2 separate regions of the Homo sapiens genome follow, and region 2 is linked to region 1. The links are chromatin loops, found by intact Hi-C in ENCODE. Cell type or tissue: dorsolateral prefrontal cortex. All regions are shown on one strand. Links, peaks and the distances in the headings refer to the core of each region. The heading gives the core; the rest is flanking DNA.

Region 1 (9,402 bases), core at 2,749-5,248:
TCTTCTCTGTCTCCTTCTCTGCTTCTCTGTCTCCTTCTCTTTCTGTTCCTATCTCTTGTCTTTTTCTCTGTCTCTCTCTGCCTCTCTGTCTCCCTCTGTCTCTGCCTCTCTCTCCTTCCCCTTCACACTGGGGACTCCCCTGACTGGCCCGGACAGGGGCTGGTTACACTGCTGCACCCTCTCTTCCAGACCTCCCGCTCCACCCCACTCCCTGCTGCCTGCACCCCTGCGTCAGCCAGCACCTCTGTGCTGGCATGAAGGTCTCTACCCACCGGGAGGAGCCCAGGACCCTCTCACGGGCTGGGGACCCTGTGCGCATCGCTCCCCCTGTGAGCCTGCATTTCCCCACATGCAGGGTGTTTGCAGAGCCCTCTCAGAGCGGTGCTCTGGGGAACCACAGGGCAGAGGTCTCAGCCCGTCGGGGCTCCCAGCCAGATGGGGAAGGAGAATTTCGAAGGAATCGCCTTACAGGCATTTGAAACTCTGCAGGCAGAGGCCAGGGGAATCCCGGGTGGAGGAGCAGGCAGGGTGAGGGCCCTGAGAGTCCCTCCCCGGGTTAGGAGCAGGCAGGGTGAGGGCCCTGAGAGTCCCTCCCCGGGCCACCCCCAGCCACACTCCCCCGTCACACAGGGAACCTGGCCCAGTTGCCCGTACCCACTGGTCCTGGGGAGGGCAGCTGGGAGGGGCTGTGTGTGCACTAGGGGGGCGGAGCTGGGACTCCCCCCAAGGACCCTCCCTTCCGGGATCTACACCCCTGATCCCCCCTCGCCAGCACATCCACCCACCACCCTCGCAGACAATAGAATTCATCACTGTAGAAACATCCTCTGGGGCTGGGGCTTAATCAGTTCCTGATTTGCATTTTTGCATATTAATGACAGCAGAGCTGCTAATTTTGGCACATGATTTTAAAGGTGCAGTAGCTCTGAAACTACGGAGGCGGTGAGGGGGTGAGGACCGGGGCCTTCCTCACCTGGCCTGGGGGGTGCTGGCCCTCAGGTTACAGGTTACAGGGTCTCTGCCCTGGGAGCGGCCCCTGCCTCTGGGAGCTGCAGGGACCCTTGGGGATTATGGGGTCCCTGCCTCTGGGGCTCACAGGAATCACAGAGTCTCTGCCACTCTATCTTTCTTTCCTTCCCTTCCCTCCCTCCCCTCCCTCCTCTCTCTCTCTCTCTCTCTCTCTCTCTCTCTCTCTCTCTCGCTCTCTCTCTCTCGCTCTCTCTTTCCTTTCTTTCCTTCCCTTCCTTCCCTCCCTTCCCTCCCTCCCCTCTCTCTCTTTCCTTTCTTTCCTTTCCTTCCCTTCCTTCCCTCCCTCCCCTCCCTCCCCTCTCTCTCCTCTCTCTCCTCTCTCTCTCTCTCTCTTTCTTTCCTTTCTTTCCTTTCCTTCCTTTCCTTCCCTCCCTCCCCTCTCTCCTCTCTCTCTCTCTCGCTCTCTCTCTCTTTCCTTTCCTTCCTTTCCTTCCCTCCCTCCCCTCTCTCTCTCTCTCTTTCCTTTCCTTTCCTTCCTTTCCTCCCCTTCCTTCCCTCCCTCCCCTCTCTCTCTCTCTCTTTCCTTTCCTTCCCTTCCTTCCCTTCCTTCCCTCCCTTCCCTCGCTTCTCTCTCTCTCTCTCCTTCCCTTCCTTCCCTTCCCTCCCTCCCCCTTCTCTCTCTCTCTTTCTTTTCTTCCCTTCCTTCCCTCCCTCCCCTCTCTCTCTCTTTCCTTTCCTTCCTTTCCTTCCCTTCCTTCCCTCCCTTCCCCCCCCTTTCCTTTCCTTCCTTTCCTTCTCTTCCTTCCCTTCCTTCCCTCCCTTCCCTCCCTCCCCTCTCTCTCTCTCTTTCGTTCCTTTCCTTCCCTTCCTTCCCTCCCTTCCCTCCCTCGTCTCTCTCTCTCTCTCTCTCTCTTTCTTTCTTTCTTTCGCTCTTGTTGCCCAAGCTGGAGTGCAGTGGCACAATCTTGGCTCACTGCAACCTCCGCCTCCCGGGTTCAAGTGATTCTCCTGCCTCAGCCTCCCGAGTAGCTGGGATTACAGGTGTGCGCCACTATGCCCAGCTAATTTTTGTTTGTTTGTTTTTTGAGACGGAGTTTTGCTCAGTCGCCCAGGTTGGAGTGCAGTGGCGCGATCTCAGCTCACTGCAAGCTCTGCCTCCCGGGTTCACGCCATTCTCCTGCCTCAGCCTTGCGAGTAGCTGGGACTACAGGCGCCCACCACTATGCCTGGCTAATTTTTTGAATTTTTTTTTAGTAGAGACGGAGTTTCACCTTGTTAGCCAGGATGGTCTCGAACTCCTGACCTCAGGCGATCCGCCTGCCTCGGCCTCCCAAAGTGCTGGGATTATAGGTGTGAGCCACCGCGCCCGGCCCATGCCCGGCTAACTTTTTGTATTTTTAGTAGTTTCACCATGTTGGCAAGGCTGGTCTCGAACTCCCGACCTCAGGAGATCCGCCCACCTCGGCCTCCCAAAATGCTGGGATTACAGGCATGAGCCACCGCGCCCGGCCCACTCTTTTTCTTCTCTTTTGAGGCAGGATCTTGCTCTGTTACCCAAGCTGGAGTGCGGTGGTGCAATCATAGCTCACTGCAGCCTCCACCTCCTGGCTCAAGTGATCCTCCCACCTCCCACGTGGCTCGGACCACAGGCGTGTACCACCACACTAGCCTAATTATTTAAAATTTTGAGTTTGGGTGCCGTGGCTCACGCCTGTAATCCCAGCACTTCGGGAGGCAGAGGCTGGTGGGTCACTTGAGATCAGGAGTTGGAGACCAGCCTGACCAACATAGGGGAACCCCTTCTCTACTAAAAATACAAAAATTAGCTGGGCATGGTGGCACGTGCGTGTAATCCCAGCTACTCGGGAGGCTGAGGCAGGGAGAATCGCTTGAACCCAGGAAGCAGAGGTTGCAGTGAGCCAAGATCGCTACTGCACTCCAGTCTGGGCGACAGAGTGAAACTCCGTCTCAAAAATAAATAAATAAATACATTTTTGTAGGACAGGGGTCTTGCTATGTTTCTCAGGCTGGTCTCGAACTCCTGGGCTTAAATGAGCCTTCTGCCTCAGCCACCTAAAGTGCTGGGATTACAAGTGTGAGCCATCACGCCCTGTCTTTGCCACTCTTGCATTTGGGCATCAACGCTGGCATTGGCCAGGGGAACTGGGATTCTGGAATTTTCTCCAATTGGCTCCATCCTGAGAATCCCATATTTGGAAAGCTGTGAATTCAAGTTCCGAGTATCTTAAAACCTTTGGATTTTACCCATCGAGGCTGAGGATAGTAAGAATATTTACCGGCCAAGAATATCACTTTAAAAAAAAATCAAAACAAACCTTTGTATTCTCTGTCCTAGGTAGACCCTAAATCCTGCCCTTGTCCTCACCTCCTGCGCTCAGATCGGAAACCTGGGACCTTTGCCTCCAAACCCCACCCCACAATCCCGCCCAGGCTCAGGACTCAGTTCCCTTCGCCCCCACCGCGCCCTCCCCCGGCCCTCTGCACCTGCCGCGTCCCGTACCCGGCCTGCTCTTCTTCACCATTGGTGCCTTTTCCTTCAACCCCACCTCCCCAGGGAAGCCCTCCTGGTGACTTCACCACGCCTGTGTGTTCAGTTATTCTCCCTCTCCCTGGGAGGTGGGGAAACCGAGGCATAGAGCGGCGAGGCTGGTGCTCACGGCCCCCCGGGGTCCTCCCCAGACCCCTCCCCTCCCTGTGGTCCGGGGGTGCATGGGGTGGGGCGCGGGGGCCTCGCTGGTCCTGGGGTTCAGTCGGGCGCGCGTGCTGCCACCTGGTGGCCAATGGGGCAAGGCCGCGGGTCCTCCCCGGGCGTCGGGGCCCCCACCCCACGGAGCCCACCCTGCGCTGGGGGAGGTGGGCTCAGGAAAGCCGCGGCCCCCGCTCGGGACGCCAGGGGTGGGGGACACGGAGCTTCGCCAGACTCCCCCAAACTCGGGCGCGTCATGGGAAGAATGGAGGGAGCTGGATGATGGGGGTCCTGCGGGCTGCCTTCCCTGGGTCTTCTGGTGTTGTCCCCGTCCCGTCCCCTTCTTACCCCTGCGTGACGCCCAGACCGAGGGAGGTGGGACTGGGACCCCCTTCCAGGGACAGAGCTGCAGCGGGTCTGGCGTCCACCAGGGCGCGCCCGCAGCCCAGAAACCCGCGGGCGCTCCCCACGTGCGCGCTCACACGTGCATCCGCGGCTACCCCAGTGCCTCGCGGCTCGGGCTTTTTTTAATTTTTATTTTATTTTTATTTTTTTGAGACGGAGTCTCGCTCTGTCACTCAGGCTGGGGTGCAGTGGCGCGATCTCGGCTCACGGCAACCTCCACCTCCCTGGTTCAAACGATTCTCCTGCCTCAGCCTCCAGAGTAGCTGGGACTACAGGCACGTGCCACCACGCCCAGCTAATTTTTGTATTTTTAGTAGAGCTAGGGTTTCACCATGTTGGTCAGGCTGGTCCCCAACTCCTGACCTTGTCATCCGCCCACCTCGGCCTCCCAAGGTGCTGGGATGACAGGCATGAGCCACCGCGCCTGGCCGGCTCAGGCATTTTGACCCGAGGCACACGTGGTCCTGTGTGGTTGGTGTGTTTCTGAATGAACAGTGTTCACGTAGATTCAGGTGTGCCACACGTGATGTATACGGGGCATGCTTATGCGTGTTCTCGCATGCTCGTGTGCATTCTAGCATGTGTGCTCACTCCTATACACAGGTTTGCATGCGTGTGCTGGCATGTCCGTGTGGGTGCACACAGAGGCTGTGACATGTTCGCTCGTTGCCACGAGCTCAGGTGTGTTTGTACATGGTCAGTCCCGTTTATACATGTGCACGCATGGGCACGTATGTGCCAGGAAGGTTCACACATACACCTTCTCATGTGCGGCCTGCTGTATCTGCACATGTGTGTCCTGGTAAACGCGTGTGTTTGCGTGTTCTGGTGTGCTTGCGCATGTTTGTGTGTGTGCATGTGGGCGCACTCACAGCCACAGCCCATGCTGGCGTCCCTGAGTGCAATGGCCCCTTATGGACTGGGTCCTACAGGACACCCCTGAGTCAGGCCCCACATACCCCAGGGCCCTCCCACAGCTCCACTGCCCCAAACCCCCTGGCCCTGTGAGCCGATCCCTGCAGCCAAAGGGTCCAGGTCGCCCCCAGTCAGCCTCTCCCTGGTCTGCCCCAACCCCCAGCTCTCCACTCGATCTCCCCCACTTCAGTGGCTGCAGCCTCCTGCACCCGCACCCTCTTCCTGCTGTGGTGGCTTCTGGGTCCGGTCCCCAGTCAGCCCCAGCTGCTGCCTGTGCCCCCAAGAGATGCAGAGCTCTTAGGAGGCAGGGCCGTGTCTGGGGTCCACGGCTGCACCCTGATCTCTGGTATCCAGCCGGCACGCGGTAACCAGGTCAGAAGCCTAACCGTCCTTCAGCCGGGCCCAGCAGCTCCCGTCGCTATGGGAAATCCATGCTCAGCTCCCACAAACCCAGCAGTCACCAGCTGGCCTCAGCCAGAGGTTCCCCTGTCACAGAGCCTGCCAAGCAGAGACCCTCCTGACACTCACTCACCCCTTCCTCTCCAGTGGTGGGGCTGGATGAGCGGGCCGCCTCCCTCCTCTTTACCGTTCCCTCTCCACCTGGCAAACTCCTATTCATCCTGTGGGGCCCTGGAACATGGGCCCCACTTCTAGGATACCTACCCCAGTCCTGGGGGTGAATGGACCAGAAGCTACCTTGGAGAGCAGACCAGGTGCCAGCTCCCAGGCTCCCAGCCCTCCTGGGTGAACTTGGGTGGTGGCAGCTGCGTCTCATTTCCAAGCCAAGCCTGTAGACAGGAGCCCAATGGCGGTTAGTCAATGGCAGACCGCCAGGGAGGGGTGAATGCTGGTTCCCAGGCTGTGTCAACATAGCCAACCAGCTGCCCAGGAGGCTCTGATGTGAGGACCGTACCCACTGCTGGTGCCTCCCTCCCTCCCTCCCTCCCTCTCTGTCTCTCCCTCCCCTCTGTCCCTCCCTCCTTTCCTTCATCCCTCCCTCCCTCTGTCCCTCTGTCACTCCCTGGCCCTGGCCACCCACACAGCCCCCAAGGGCCATCTCCTTGGCAACAGTGGCCACAAGGTCGTCTGCTGGATCAATCTCCTCTCACCCCTGCAGCCCCGACCCCGGACCCGGAAGGTGACAAGGAAGTGGGGTCAGGCCTGGCTTCCCGGGAGGGACCCAGTGTGTGTAGGACAGGGGGGGTCCTTTGGCTGGAGCAGGGGTGGCAGGACTCAGATAGGGTGAGCCGGTCCCTGTTGAGAGGGTCAGCAGGGCCAAAGGTCCGGCGAGCCCTGGGCCACACACTGCGTGTGACCCTCCCTGGGCCTCAGTTTCCCTTGAGGCACAGCCTCTCTGATGTCTGGACTCCGGGTCCAGTCCAGGACAGTCCTTTGGAGAGCCCAGTGCGTGGGAGACACAGTCCCTGGGCTGACGGTGAGAAAGGACAACGCTGCCCTCATCCCAATTTACACGCCCCGAAGACACTGGCCTCAGGCCGCTGGGCCAGGCAGTGGTCAGGGCTGGGGACCAACCAGAAAAGAAGTCACTATTACTGGCCGGGCGCGGTGGCTCACGCTTGTAATCCCAGCACTTTGGGAGGCCGAGGCGGGCGGATCACGAGGTCAGGAGATCGAGACCACGGTGAAACCCCGTCTCTACTAAAAATACAAAAAACATTAGCCGGGCGTGGTGGCGGGCGCCTGTAGTCCCAGCTACTAGGGAGGCTGAGGCAGGAGAATGGCGTGAACCCGGGAGGCGGGGCTTGCAGTGAGCCGAGATGGCGCCACTGCACTCCAGCCTGGGCGACAGAGCGAGACTCCGTCTCAAAATAAATAAGTAAATAAATAAATAAATAAAGGTCACCACTATAGCTCCTGGGCAGTCCACCACTGCTGCTTCTAGAAGATTCCACCATTGCCATTTCTGGAAGCTTCCATCTTTGTCTCTCTGGGCAGCTCCGCATTCCAGTCACCAGGGCAGAAGGAAGAAGGTGCCCTGAGGTTTTTCCCTTTGGGGAACAGGTGGGCAGGCTAGGCAGGGAGAGGACCCTCCAAGCACACGGGAGAAGCTGGCCCCCCCTCCTCGGTGGGGCGCTGGGGACACCTCCTCGGGGCGGCACAGCCCGGGTGGGGCCACCAGGCGTCCCGCGGCAGGTCGGTGAGCCGGCCCGGGAGGACTGGCATGCTGAAGACGTTTGTATGGATTCTGGGGCAGGAGGGGCGGCAGGGTCTTGGGGGGCCAGAGGCGGGAGAGGGTGGGATCGCCTGCAGAACCTAGCTCAGGCTGCTCTCTTCCTTTCCCAAGCCTCAGTTTCCCCATCCGGGCAATGGGGGAAGACGCAGATAGGGAATAGATTTGCCCTTGGCCTCCGGGGACCTCGTTTTCCGGCTGCGGCACTGCAGCTCAGAGAGGTCAGGCTGCCTGCCTAGGGCCACACAGCCTGGAGGTGGGGGCCGGCCGGGGGGCGCAGACGCGCAAAGCCTGTCCCCACCTCACGGCCCCCTCCCCGCCGGCCCGGGCGGGGCTGCTGGCCCTTTAAGAGCCTCGTTTTGGCGCCGCCTCGGGGTTATCGATCGCAGCCTTGGAAACGCGATTAGATTATCCCGGCTGGGAACGGCAGCCTGGCGGGGGCCGCGCGGGGGAAGCGCGCCGCTTCTTGTAAACGGTTCCCCGAAGGGCGCTGGGCCAGGGGCCTGGGAGGGGGCTCGTTCCCGGTGGGGGGGGCGTCCCGGTGCGGCGCGGCCCAGCGCTCCCGGGAACGGGGGATGGGTAACTGGGGCCCCCATTTTGTGTTTTGGGTTTGGAAATTGAGGCGCAGAGAGGGGTGCGCCTTTCTGCGAGGCCGCATACCCAGGAAGACGGGTTTATTTGTTCAGCTGCATTTATTGAGCGCCTAGTGTGTGCCGCGCATGCGCGGGGCCTATTAATCCGATTAGCGTTTCGCATAAAAATAGAGTCGCGGATGATGATGATGGTGATAATGAATATCCGTGCTCCTGACTCGCTCCTGCCGTGCCACCAAGCCTTTATGTGCGTTGTCTCAGATCCTCACCCCAACACTTAGAGTGGCAGAGGCCCTGGTCCCATTATACAGATGGGGAAACTGAGGCCGGAGCTCAAACAAGCCAGAGGGGCCGAACCGGGACAGGCGGGCCCCCGGCTCGCTCCTGGGAGCCTCCCTAGTAGGGTCACCGTAGAAGGAAGGGAAGGGATGGGTTGTGGGGGGAGTTGGGGACCAGCCCCTCCATCCACTGTGACCCCTTCTGCATCCGCCAAGGCCTCTGGTAGGTGCCTGAGCTGAAGCAGATGAACCCTTGAGTGTGGGAGGAAAGGATGGGCCAGCGGATGGGTGGGGGCAGGAGGAGGCCCTTCCACCACCAACTTCTGACGCCTCAGCAGAAAGGCCCCGGGCCCATGAGCTTGAGTCGGGGGCTGGTGGGCAGTGGACAGGACCAGCTTCCCTTCCACTCCGCGGTCGTTTGCTCCCACATGTGACCCCATGCCCACGGGGGGCTGGAGGGTGGGCAAGCACGCATTCGTTGAACACCTGCTGTGTGCCAGGCCCTGAACCGTCCCCCTGCCAATTGTGGCACAGTAGGAGCTGGTTCCAATGCCCACCCACATTCACCCTGATGCACCCCCAGAGACCCAGTCCAGTGGTCCCACAGTCAACGTTTGTTGATTGACCAAATGACAGTATTTTGCAATAGCAGTAAATACAAACCACTTAGACTGGACTTCACTTGGGTCTCAATGACCCTTCCTGCCCCATCGTCCCTGAAAACCTCTATCCTTCCATCGTTCCTAACATTATGGAGCACCGACTGTATGCCCCAACTACCTTCTTCATCCTCTCAGCAGCCTGTGAGGCAGGAAATATGACTGGCCTAGTCTACAGAGGGGGAAACTGAGGATCTGGGGGGTGGAGGGCCTTGTCTGAGGCCGCAGAGCCCAGAAGATGAGATTGTAAACCCAGACCCAACTGTGTCTTTTTTTTTTTTTTTCTCAGACAGAGTCTTGGTCTGTTGCCCAGGCTGGAGTGCAGTGGCATGATCTCAGCTCTCTGCAACCTCCATCTCCTGGGTTCAAGCGATTCTCCTGCCTCAGCCTCCTGAGTAGCTGGGACTACAGGCACCCGCCTCCACACCCGGCTAGTTTTTGTATTTTTAGTAGAGAGGGGGGGTTTCACCATGTTGGCCAGGCTTGTCTCGAACTCCTGACCTCAGGTGATCTGCCCGCCTCAGCCTCCCAAAGTGCTGGGATGACAGGTGTGAGCCACCCCTCCCAGCCAGGCCCATCTGTGTCTGAACCTTAGGTTGTTTCCTAGGAAAGGGGCCGGGGCTTGTACTTCTGAGGCTCTGAATGGGAGGAAACCGAGGCACAGAGCTTTCATGAGGAGACAGGA
Region 2 (9,402 bases), core at 3,920-6,419, 150 kb after region 1:
ACAAAATTATTAGCTGGGGTGTGATGACACCGGCTTGTGGTCCCAGCTACTCAGGAGGCTGAGGTGGAAGGATCACTTGAGCCCAGGAGGTCGAGGTTGCAGTGAGCCATGATTGCGCCCCTGCACTCTAGCCTGGGCAACAGAGACCCTGTCTCTAAACAAAAAAAAAAAACACCAACCAACCAAAAAAACAAAACAAGACAAAACAAAAAAACACCGCCAGGGCGGTCGGGCATGGTGGCTCACGCCTGTAATCCCAGCACTTTGGGAGGCCGAGGCGGGTGGATCACGAGGTCAGAAGATCGAGACCATCCTGGCTAACATGGTGAAACCCCGTTTCTACTAAAAATACAAAAACAGCCAGGCGTGGTGGCGGGCGCCTGTAGTCCCAGCTACTCAGGAGGCTGAGGCCAGAGAATGGCGTGAACCCAGGAAGCAGAGCTTGCAGTGAGCCAAGATCGTGCCACTGCACTCCAGCCTGGGCGACAGAGCGAGACTCCATCTCAAAAAAAAAAAAAAAACACCAAGGCATGGGGAGGGAAGGTGAAGGCTGTACTGCGGTGTGGAGCACGAAGGCCCGCAGGGCAGGGGCGAGGCTGGCCCTCCGCAGGTCCCATGTGGCCGGGCCTCAGGGCGTGGTCTTGGGGGTGGTGGTCCTGGCCGAGATGGGAGGGGCTACCTGTAAGGATGGACTGTGGGCGATTCGCTTAGGGATGATGGTGGTGGTAGTCTTGGACGCCATCCCCGACAATGTGCGTGTTTTCAGCTGCTGGCCACCTGGCTCAGGGCCGTTGGAGGACTGGCTGCCGCTGGCCGCAAGGGTCCTCTTGGCACCTGTGGGGGCTGGCGGGGCACAGGGGGTGTGGGCACAGGGCGAGTGGCTGCCCATCACCACGTGGCGGAGCACCAGGCAGCCGCGGCCGCTCAGCGCCAGCAGCACGTGCATCTCCGCGTGCAGGGGGCCGGGCCAGGGTGAGGGGCTGGGGCTGCGCAATGGCATCAGGCTCTAGCTGCCTTCAGGCAAGTCCATCGAGGCAGAGGACACAGGTCAGGCTGCGGAGGCCGCTGAGGACACGTCACCGGTGGGGTGGTCCAGGCCTCTGCCACGTGTTCTGACCCCAAGCCCAAGGCGTCGATGTCTGAGGGAAAGGCCCTGGCTCCCGGACAGAGGACCGAAGGGTCTCGGGTGCCCCCACCTGCTCATTGGCTTTGCCCTGCCCTGCGGCCTCTGTGTTCTGCCTTGCCCTTTGATGAAGTCACAAACCAGAGGGAGGAGGCCAGGCCTGCAGGGGCTGCTTCGGAGGGCTGGCCACGCGGGCAGCTGCAACCTGGGCATGTACGTCTGTGTGGCAGGGGGGCTTCTGGACTGGGGGCTCGGCACCGACCCAGGAAGGGGAGCTGTGAGCAGGGACATCTGGCCCTAGTCTCAGAGCAACATCCCTCGAAATGCCATCTGGCCCTGGAAGGTGCAAGGGAGGCAGGATGAGTCTGCTCATGCTACCGCGGGCCGCCCAGCAAGGAAGCAGGCTGCCCGCCAGGCTGGCACGCGCCTCTTGCAGTGGAGGGTTTGCTCTTCAGGAACGGACAGAGAACCTCCAGACTCCCTCGGCTGCACGCTGGGGGCGAGCCCAGGCAGCCACAGGAGTCCTCCAAGCCAGATGAGCCCGCCCTGCGGCACTGCCAGCACTTGGGACGCCAGACTCCCTTCAGGCGGCGGGCCCCAAGGGCACTGCGACAGCTCAGCACCCACCACAGATCAGCAACAGGACAACCCGAGCGCGGAGACACAGACGGGAAGCGTGTGGGGTCCTGGGATAGGCCCAACTCAATGATTTCCCCTCCCTGGGGCTAAGGTCTCAGCCGTGAGGGGGCTCTGGGGAGGGGAGGTCAGAGTAGCCTGGAGAGCTCTCCCTAAGGAGGGCCGTGGGATCCATGGGATCTGCAGGGGAATCGCCGGGGCTGGCCCTAAGGCTCTCCAGCCAGCGCCAGGGAGGCAGGGGCTCCAAACCAGCAGGCTGCTCAGGGTGGTCCTCGGACAGCAGCCATGCCCTCCCAGGGAGCTTGCCAGACACACAGACCTTTCCCAGCCTCCAGACCAGAACCTGCATTTTTTAGGAGCTTTCTGGGGGACCCTCATCTGTGACCTGCCTCCAGGGATACTTTCTCGCTCTACAGACACCACTGATGTGAAGACGCAGGAGACAGGACAACCCCCCGTGAAGGGTCCTGTCCACCCACCACTGAGGCCTGGCCCGACTTTCTACAAGACCCTGCTGGGGGGGAAGTGCCCCTCGGAGTAAAGGAAATACAGCCCCACTCCTGGGAAGACAGCACTCATTTCCATCAGAGGCCACGCCCCCCACTCACACGCCAGGAGAAAGCCACACCTGCAGAAGCCTGCTCCCCACCCAATGCCAGGTACCCCGACATGGCTCCCCATTCCCTGGAACCACAGGCTCAGGCCCTGGTTCAGCCCAGTCCCCAGCAGGCTGTTGGACTCCTAGTAACCCCGGAGCTGGGTCAGGGAAGGAAGGTGCTGGGCCAGGCCTCCTGCACCCCTCAACAGTCCCCATTTCACAGACAGGCAGGCTGAGGGCCCCAGGGAGGGGGCCCAAAGTCATCCCATGAGCAAGCACCATGTGGTTCAGGTGAGCTCAGAGACCTCAGGGTGCCACCTCTCCTGCCCACATGCCCACGGCCCCCCGGCACAGGCCCCCTGGGCCAGGACTCACCTGCAGCCAGGCGGGGGTTGGGGATGTGGGCGATCCTCCTCTTCTCGCCAGGGGCGGAAATGTGGACGGAGGGCGACTTCTCTGCCAGCCTGGCGGGGGCCTGCAGCAAGCTCGCCGATGCCCTCTGCGCCTGCTGGGCCCGCAGGTAGCACACCTCCTGCGCCGTCGGGGGCCGGGCCGGGGGCACCGCGGGACCCCTCCTCGGGGGCTCCACCTGCGTCACCACAAATGCTAAGGCCTGGCAGCACAGCGGGGGCACCTGGAGCAGGCGACCCCGGGCAGGCTTGGGAGAGGGTGGCTGGAGCTCGGGGGCCGGAGGCACCACCTCCCTGGCTGCCTTCTGAGCTGCTGGGCACACTGGGGGGAAGCAGCAGGGGGCAGTGGTCCTCAATGCCATGTGGCTCCAGGCTCCCCCACTCCCAGTGTCTCCCGGTGCCCAGGCTATGTCCTCAGCCCTGATAAGGCACGGGTGGGCGGGACTACCCCGATTACACTGGCACTCCAATCCAATCCCACTACGCCTAATCTTCCTCAAAGCCCCTCCTCTGGGGAGGCTCTGGGACTGGAGCAACTGGGACTCTCCTGGCTGCTGACCCCGGAGCCAGGCTCTCTGCTTGTCCTGCACTACCTCGCCACGTCTGCACAGGGGCCTGACAAGCGCTACTGTCTCCGGGCTACAGAGGACACTGGAGCTCAGAGCTGGACAACCGGCCCAGGCCCAGGCCGCACACGGCGCAGCAGGCCGTCTGCCGCACTCTGGGGGAGGTCACCCTGGGGCTGCTGACCTGCTCTGTCCCTCGCCCCAGCACCGTGGCAATCTAACAGGAAGGGGCAGGGCCAGCTCCCTCTGGAACTCGGGCAGCGTCAAAGATAAGGTGTCTTCAAAAAGCTCATGGAAAACGTGCGTTGTGACGAAACTTGCATGGCTTTCAAGTTTTTTTGCCCCAAAATAAACTGATACTAACTTGTCATAACATGTCTGAACCAGACGGAGTTTGAGGCACTAAAAAAAAGTAAGACATCAGTTAGAACAGAGCCCCAGTCAGAGCAACAGGAGTTCTGCTAAAATTGAAGCAAATGTTAAGCATCAAATTTATGGTAAAACTTGGGTGGAAGAACGAATGGGGAAATCACTGATGCTTTACAAAAAGCGTCACAGATTTACAGGAACAATGTCCCAAAGAAATCAGAAGTTTATGAATGGATAACTCATTTTATGTATTTATCTTTTTGAGACAGAGTCTTGCCTTGTCGCCCAGGCTGGAGCGCAATGGCACGATCTTGGCTCATTGAATCCTCCACCTCCCGGGTTCAAGCAATTCTCCTGCCTCAGCCTCCCGAGTAGCTGGGATTACAGGTGCGTGCCACCGCGCCCAGCTAATATTTTGTATCTTTAGTAGAGACGGGGTTTCACCATGTTGGCCAGGCTGGTCTCGAACTCCTGACCTCGTGATCTGCCCACCTCTGGGCGCAGTGCCTCATGCTTGTAATCCCAGCATTTTGGGAGGCCGAGGTAGGCAGATCACGAGACCAGTCTGGCCAACATGGTGAAACCCCGTCTCTACTAAAGATACAAAAATTAGCCTGGTGTGGTGGTGGGCACCTGTAATCCCAGGTACTCGGGAGGCTGAAGCAGGAAAATCACTTAAGCCCGGGAGGCGGAAGTTGCAGTGAGCAGAGATCGTGCCACTGCACTCCAGCCTGGGTAACAGAGCGAGACTCCGTCTCAAAAAAAAAAAAAAAAAAAAAAACAACCAAAAAACAAACAAACAGAAAACAGAGGGATGAAGCTGGGAGCAGTGGCTCACGCCTGTAATCCCAACGCTGGGAAGCCGAGGCAGGAGGATCACTTGAGGTCAGGAGTTGGAAGACCAGCCTGGGTGACAAAGCAAGACCCCCTTTTTTTATAATTTTTTTTTTTTGAGACAGAGTCTTGCTCTATCACCCAGGCTGGAGTGCAGTGGTGCAATCTTGGCTCACTGTAACCTCTGCCTCCTGAGTTCAAGCGATTCTCCTGCCTCAGCCTCTCTAGTAGCTGGTATTACAGGCACCCATCACCATGCCCAGCTAATTTTTGTATTTTTAGTACAGATGGGGTTTTGCCATGCTGGCCAGGCTGGTCTCGAACTCCTGGCCTCAGGTGATCCACCCGCCTTGGCCTCCCAAAGTGCTGGGATTACAGGCGTGAGCCACCAAACCAGGCCAACCTCGTCTTTAAAAAAAAAAAAAAAAAAGGCTCCTGCTGGCCTGGCCTCTGCGGACCTTACCTCCTGGCCTTGCTTGGAAAGGTGGGAGATCCTCCTCTTCTGCCCGGGGAACAGAGTGGTCAGACCCGAAAGCCCCTTCTCCTCACTCTTCTCTTCCTTGGGGGGCTAAGACACATGTCCGTCCGTCAGCACAGGTCTGCCCTCGCTGCCAACACCAACACACCCCAACCTCAAACTGCCCCCGGCAAGTGGGGAATGGAACAGTCCAGCCCCCAGGCACAGCAGCTGAGGGCTCAGGGCCAACAGTCCCTGGGCTTTGTGTGGGTGCAGTCGGAGGGGTGGGCAGGTGTCACACGTTCTGCAGATGCCCAAGGCTACCTCTCCTGGGCACCCAGGGCCCCAGCTTGGAGACCCCAGGGCTGCAGAATGAAAGCACACTGGGAAAGCGAGGCCACCTTGGGCCGAACCAGCTGCTGCGGGCTGAGCACTTGGGCTCAGTCTGTGTGGAGTGAGCTCCCCCTGGTGGCCAATTTGGGGACACGGGGCCAGGAGACCCAGGGGTCCAGGGCTGGCCCAGGAGAGCAAGAGCTCGCCACGCTGGGAGTAGGGAGGAGGGAGGGGAGGAGAAAGGAGCCGGAGGGGATGAGGAGGAGGCAAGGAGAGGAGACAGAGGAGCTGGAAGAGAAGAGACAGAGATGGGGGAAGGGAGGAGGGGAGAAGAGAGGGGGAAGGGAGGAAAGGGGAGGCGAGGGGAGAGGGGCTAGAAGGGTGTGCCGGAGGTGGATTCCCCTGAGGTGGGTGGGTGGGCCAATATCCCCCTGCCAGTCAGTGGGAACAGACCGTGTGCACGTGGCCACAGAAGCCTGGCTGGTGGCCACGGGCCAGTGACCTCTGGGTGGGTGAGGGGCAACAGGAGCAACAGGGCTGCCCGGGTGCTCCTGAGCTCCTGAGATTTCAACGGGCTCAGGGACCAGCACTGAGGAGCTGCCTCCACCCCGTGCCTCCGAGCCAACTGGAAACCACTCCAGATAGAAGGTCTCTCACCAGGCCCTCGGCTCTGCCTCTGCCCGAGCCCAGCCCCAGCACCCGCGCGCCTCACCTGCCGGGCCAGCCGGCCTCTGTCCTCCGTCTTGACGCTGGTGGACTCGTTGAAGATCCGCAGGCACTCCTCCATGGGGTCGGAGTCAAAGTCCACCTCCTTCTCCAGGGCCGAGTAGTCCACATCCGCCCCCGCGCTGGAGGTGGAGGAGGAGGAGGAGGAGGAGGAGGATGGGGCGGGGGAGGGGGGCGGGGAGGCCTTGAGCCGCTTGGGCGGCCCCTGCGCCTCCGGGAAGCCCAGGCTGGAGTCTGAGTCGGAGTCTGAGTCCGAGCTGAGGCTGGGGAGGGCAGAGGGCCACACGCTCGGCACCCCTGGCCCTGCGGCCTCGTCCTCACTCTCGTCCCCAAAGAGGTCGGCGTGGCTCAGGGCCCGCTTCTTCAGCTTGGGGGCGTCCTGGGAGGCGCCCTCGTCTAGTGAGCGGGCTTTCCGCTCCACTAGCTTCCCCGACGGGGCCTTGGTGCTCTTCCTGTCGGGCAGCTGGAGGGGGCGGGGTGGGCCTCTGCCGGCCGCCGGTCGGGAGTCCCCGCTTGTGGGGCTCGGCCGCCGCGCTGGCCGGTCAGGCCTCCCTTTCCCTGAGGTGGCCACAGGAGTGGCCGAAGATGGCTTCTTCTTGGTCCCTTCCGGCCGCTCTGCCTTGCGCCGGGGGCTGCTGGCCTGCGGGCCCTTCTTGTCCGCACGGGGCTTCTCCACAGGCCGCCCTCGGCCCTTGTCCTTGGTCTTGTCCTTCCCCTGGGCCCCGTCTTTGCAGCTGGGGGCAGGTGGGGCCCCGGTTTTTTTCTTCTTGGGTTTTCCCTCCTTGGGGCAGCCCCCATCCTGTGAGGACTGGACCTGGGCTGGGGAGGCGGGCTTGGCTGGGGGCGGCTGGAGGTCCCCCACGTCGCACTGCACGGCCGTCTCCTTGGTCTCCCGCAGGCCGCCCCCCTCGGCCTCCAGGCCCTCTTTGGAGGGTGGCTGCCCGGTGGCCTTGATCTCAGGGTCGGCCCTGGCTTTGGGGGTGCTGGCCGTGGTGGGCTCGTTACCTGGGACCGTGGCGGCCTCATCTTCTGAGTCTGAGAACCTTGCATCGCAACTGCCAAAGGGGTCACAGAGCTTCTTGGGAGCAGGTGTGTAGGGCTCACTGCCGCGGGAGCCCCGGGGCCGCTTGGCGGCCCGCTCATCCCGGGAGCTGGCCCTGCTGAGGTGCCGGGCCGAGTAGTTGGAGAGAGGGTCATACTCCAGGTCTGTGGGTGGCCTGGAGTTGTCCACCACGTACTTGCCACTGGGAACGGGGCGGCTGTGCCGCCGGGGCTGGCTCACAGCCTTGGGGACGTATTCCAGGGCACCGCCACCCCCTCCACCTCTGCCCTGACCCCTGTCCAGGGACGCCAGCGAGTACTTGCTGCCCGGCTCGGCAGGGGCGGCCAGTGGGGTGGGCTGGTAGCCGGCATCAGGGCTTAATAGGCCGTGGCTGCCGGGGCTGTAGTCGAAGGCCAGTGGGAAGGCATCCTCGTCCGGGCCCACAGTGGGGCTGGCGTTGGGGCCGCGGGGCGCCAGGGCGGGGGCCTCGGCGGAGCGGTGCTCACGGGTCGTCTCCAGCAGCTCCCGGTAGCGCCGCTGCTCCAGCTCCACCTCACTGCGCACGGCCTCGATGGCCTGGTTGACCAGCTCCAACTCCAGCACATCCGGGCGCGGCTCCTCCCCCAGGCCCAGGGTGCCATTCTCCCTCTGCGCGGGGGGCTTGGGCAGCTCAGGGTTGTAGGGGTCGTAACCCAGCCCTGAAGGGAACAGAGAGCACAGCTGTGACCAGCCTGCCGGAGAGGAGCCCGCAGCATGGGGGCGGCCCCGGTCTCAAACTGCAGGGAAGGGAAGAGACCTGCCTCCGAAACCCACCACGCACTGGCGCCCGCCAAGGCTCTGGGGTGCCCAGCTGGGTACAGGCCATGGCGCCATCTCAGGCCCTGTGCCGGGCCCCGCCTTGCCCTGACCAATGGGCGCTGGATGGGCCTGGGCTGCGTGACACACAGCTCCCTGGGTACTGGAGGCTCCCTCACACGGCTCATGAAATGCGCACAATGACCATGGTGGGGTGGACACTCGACAGGCTGGAACTCCCCGGGGCAGGCGGGTGTGGAGCTCCCAGCATTCAGGGTGCCGGGCTGAGGCAGGACTGGGCTGGGCCGACAACCACAGCCTGACGGTGGACACAGGAGAGCCCTTCCTCAGCCAACACGGCCCCACCCAGCCAGCAGTGTGCCCGCGGTGTGGCGGAGGTGTGCCAGCAGTGTGCCAGCGGTGGTGTGGTGGCGGTGTGCCTGCGGTGATGTGGCTGAGCAGGGCCGGGGGATGGGGACATGCCCAGTTGATGGGCCACCCTGCAAAATCCACAGGAAGATTTTTTTTTTTTGAGACAGTCTCTCTGCTGCCCAAGCTGGAGTATAGTGGTGCGATCTTGGCTCACCGCAGCCTCTATCTCCCGAGTTCAAGCAAACCTCCTGCCTCAGCCCCCCAAGTAGCTGGGATTACAGGCGTGCGCCATCACACCCAGCTAATTTTTGTATTTTTAGTAGAGATGGGGTTTCACCATGTTGGCCAGTCTCGAACTCCTGACCTCAAGTGATCCACTGCACCTGGCCTACTTTAAATTAATTTTTTAATTTCAAAACTTTTTGTAGCTGGGCGCGGTGGCGCACGCCTGTAATCCCAACATTTTGGGAGGCCAAGGCGGGCGGATCACCTGAGGTCGGGAGTTCAAGACCAGCCAGACCGACATGGAGAAACCCCGTCTCTACTAAAAATACAAAATTAGCCGGGCGTGGTGGCGCATGCCTGTAATCCCAGCTACTCAGGAGGCTGAGGCAGGAGAATCGCTTGAACCTGGGAGGCAGAGGTTTCGGTGAGCCGAGATCACACCATTGCACTCCAGCCTGCGCGACAAGAGTGAAACCCCGTCTCAACAAAAAAAAATTTGTAGAGGTGGAGTCTCACCATATTGGCCAGGCTGGCTTTGAACTCGTAGACTCAAGCAATCCTCCCACCTCAGCCTCCAAGATAGCTGGGACTATAGCCCAAGCTGCTGTGCCTGGCTTAAAGCACACGGCTGAAATGTCTTCCCGGGGGGCAGCTGGGAACATGAGACTCGCATGTTATTTACGTGGTTCCAGAACATAGTGTAGCAGACCCTCACAACCTCAATGCCACCAACGTCAGCACAGAAGTCAGAACCACAGAAGCCTCCCGTGGGGACAGGCCGAAGGAGTCTAAAGAAAACATGAGCAAGTGGAGCCCAGTATTCCAGCGAAGCAATAAAAACCAAGTTCAAATATTTACTCCAGAAACTTGGAAGTTGACCATTAGAAATTCTACTGAGCACGGCCAGGCACAGTGG

What was found. Hi-C counts contacts between places; a loop is a spot of excess contacts. Peaks named below come from ENCODE experiments on the same cell type or tissue, not always from the same donor. Only the 100,000 strongest peaks of a DNase experiment are listed, where the experiment ranks them.
Region 2: a loop joins it to region 1, with 6 times the contacts of the local background. A loop is called at or near these places in 20 of 110 quality-filtered maps.

Annotation. Positions count from the first base shown.
Region 1 is chr19:1,668,381-1,677,782 of GRCh38, forward strand. No RefSeq gene overlaps it. Among named protein-coding and RNA genes, the nearest start is that of TCF3, 20 kb to the left of the region's middle. RefSeq lists enhancers at 564-1,314, 3,994-4,521 and a silencer at 3,470-4,169. In dorsolateral prefrontal cortex, for the core only: CTCF peaks have their summits at 3,781 (motif pointing left) and 4,061 (motif pointing right); DNase peaks (open chromatin) are centred at 3,751 and 4,514; H3K4me3 peaks cover 786 bases; H3K27me3 peaks cover 2,500 bases.
Region 2 is chr19:1,820,840-1,830,241 of GRCh38, forward strand. It overlaps REXO1 (RNA exonuclease 1 homolog), which reads right to left. Exons shown (of 16, transcript NM_020695.4): 2 at 6,039-7,792; 3 at 5,000-5,104; 4 at 2,733-2,946; 5 at 680-843. LOC100288123 (a long non-coding RNA gene) reads left to right here and starts at 1,250. Exons shown (of 4, transcript NR_152847.1): 1 at 1,250-1,853; 2 at 2,176-2,418; 3 at 2,784-2,877; 4 at 3,270-3,706. RefSeq lists a silencer at 6,369-6,504 and an enhancer at 7,630-8,130. In dorsolateral prefrontal cortex, for the core only: a CTCF peak has its summit at 5,462 (motif pointing left); a DNase peak (open chromatin) is centred at 5,442.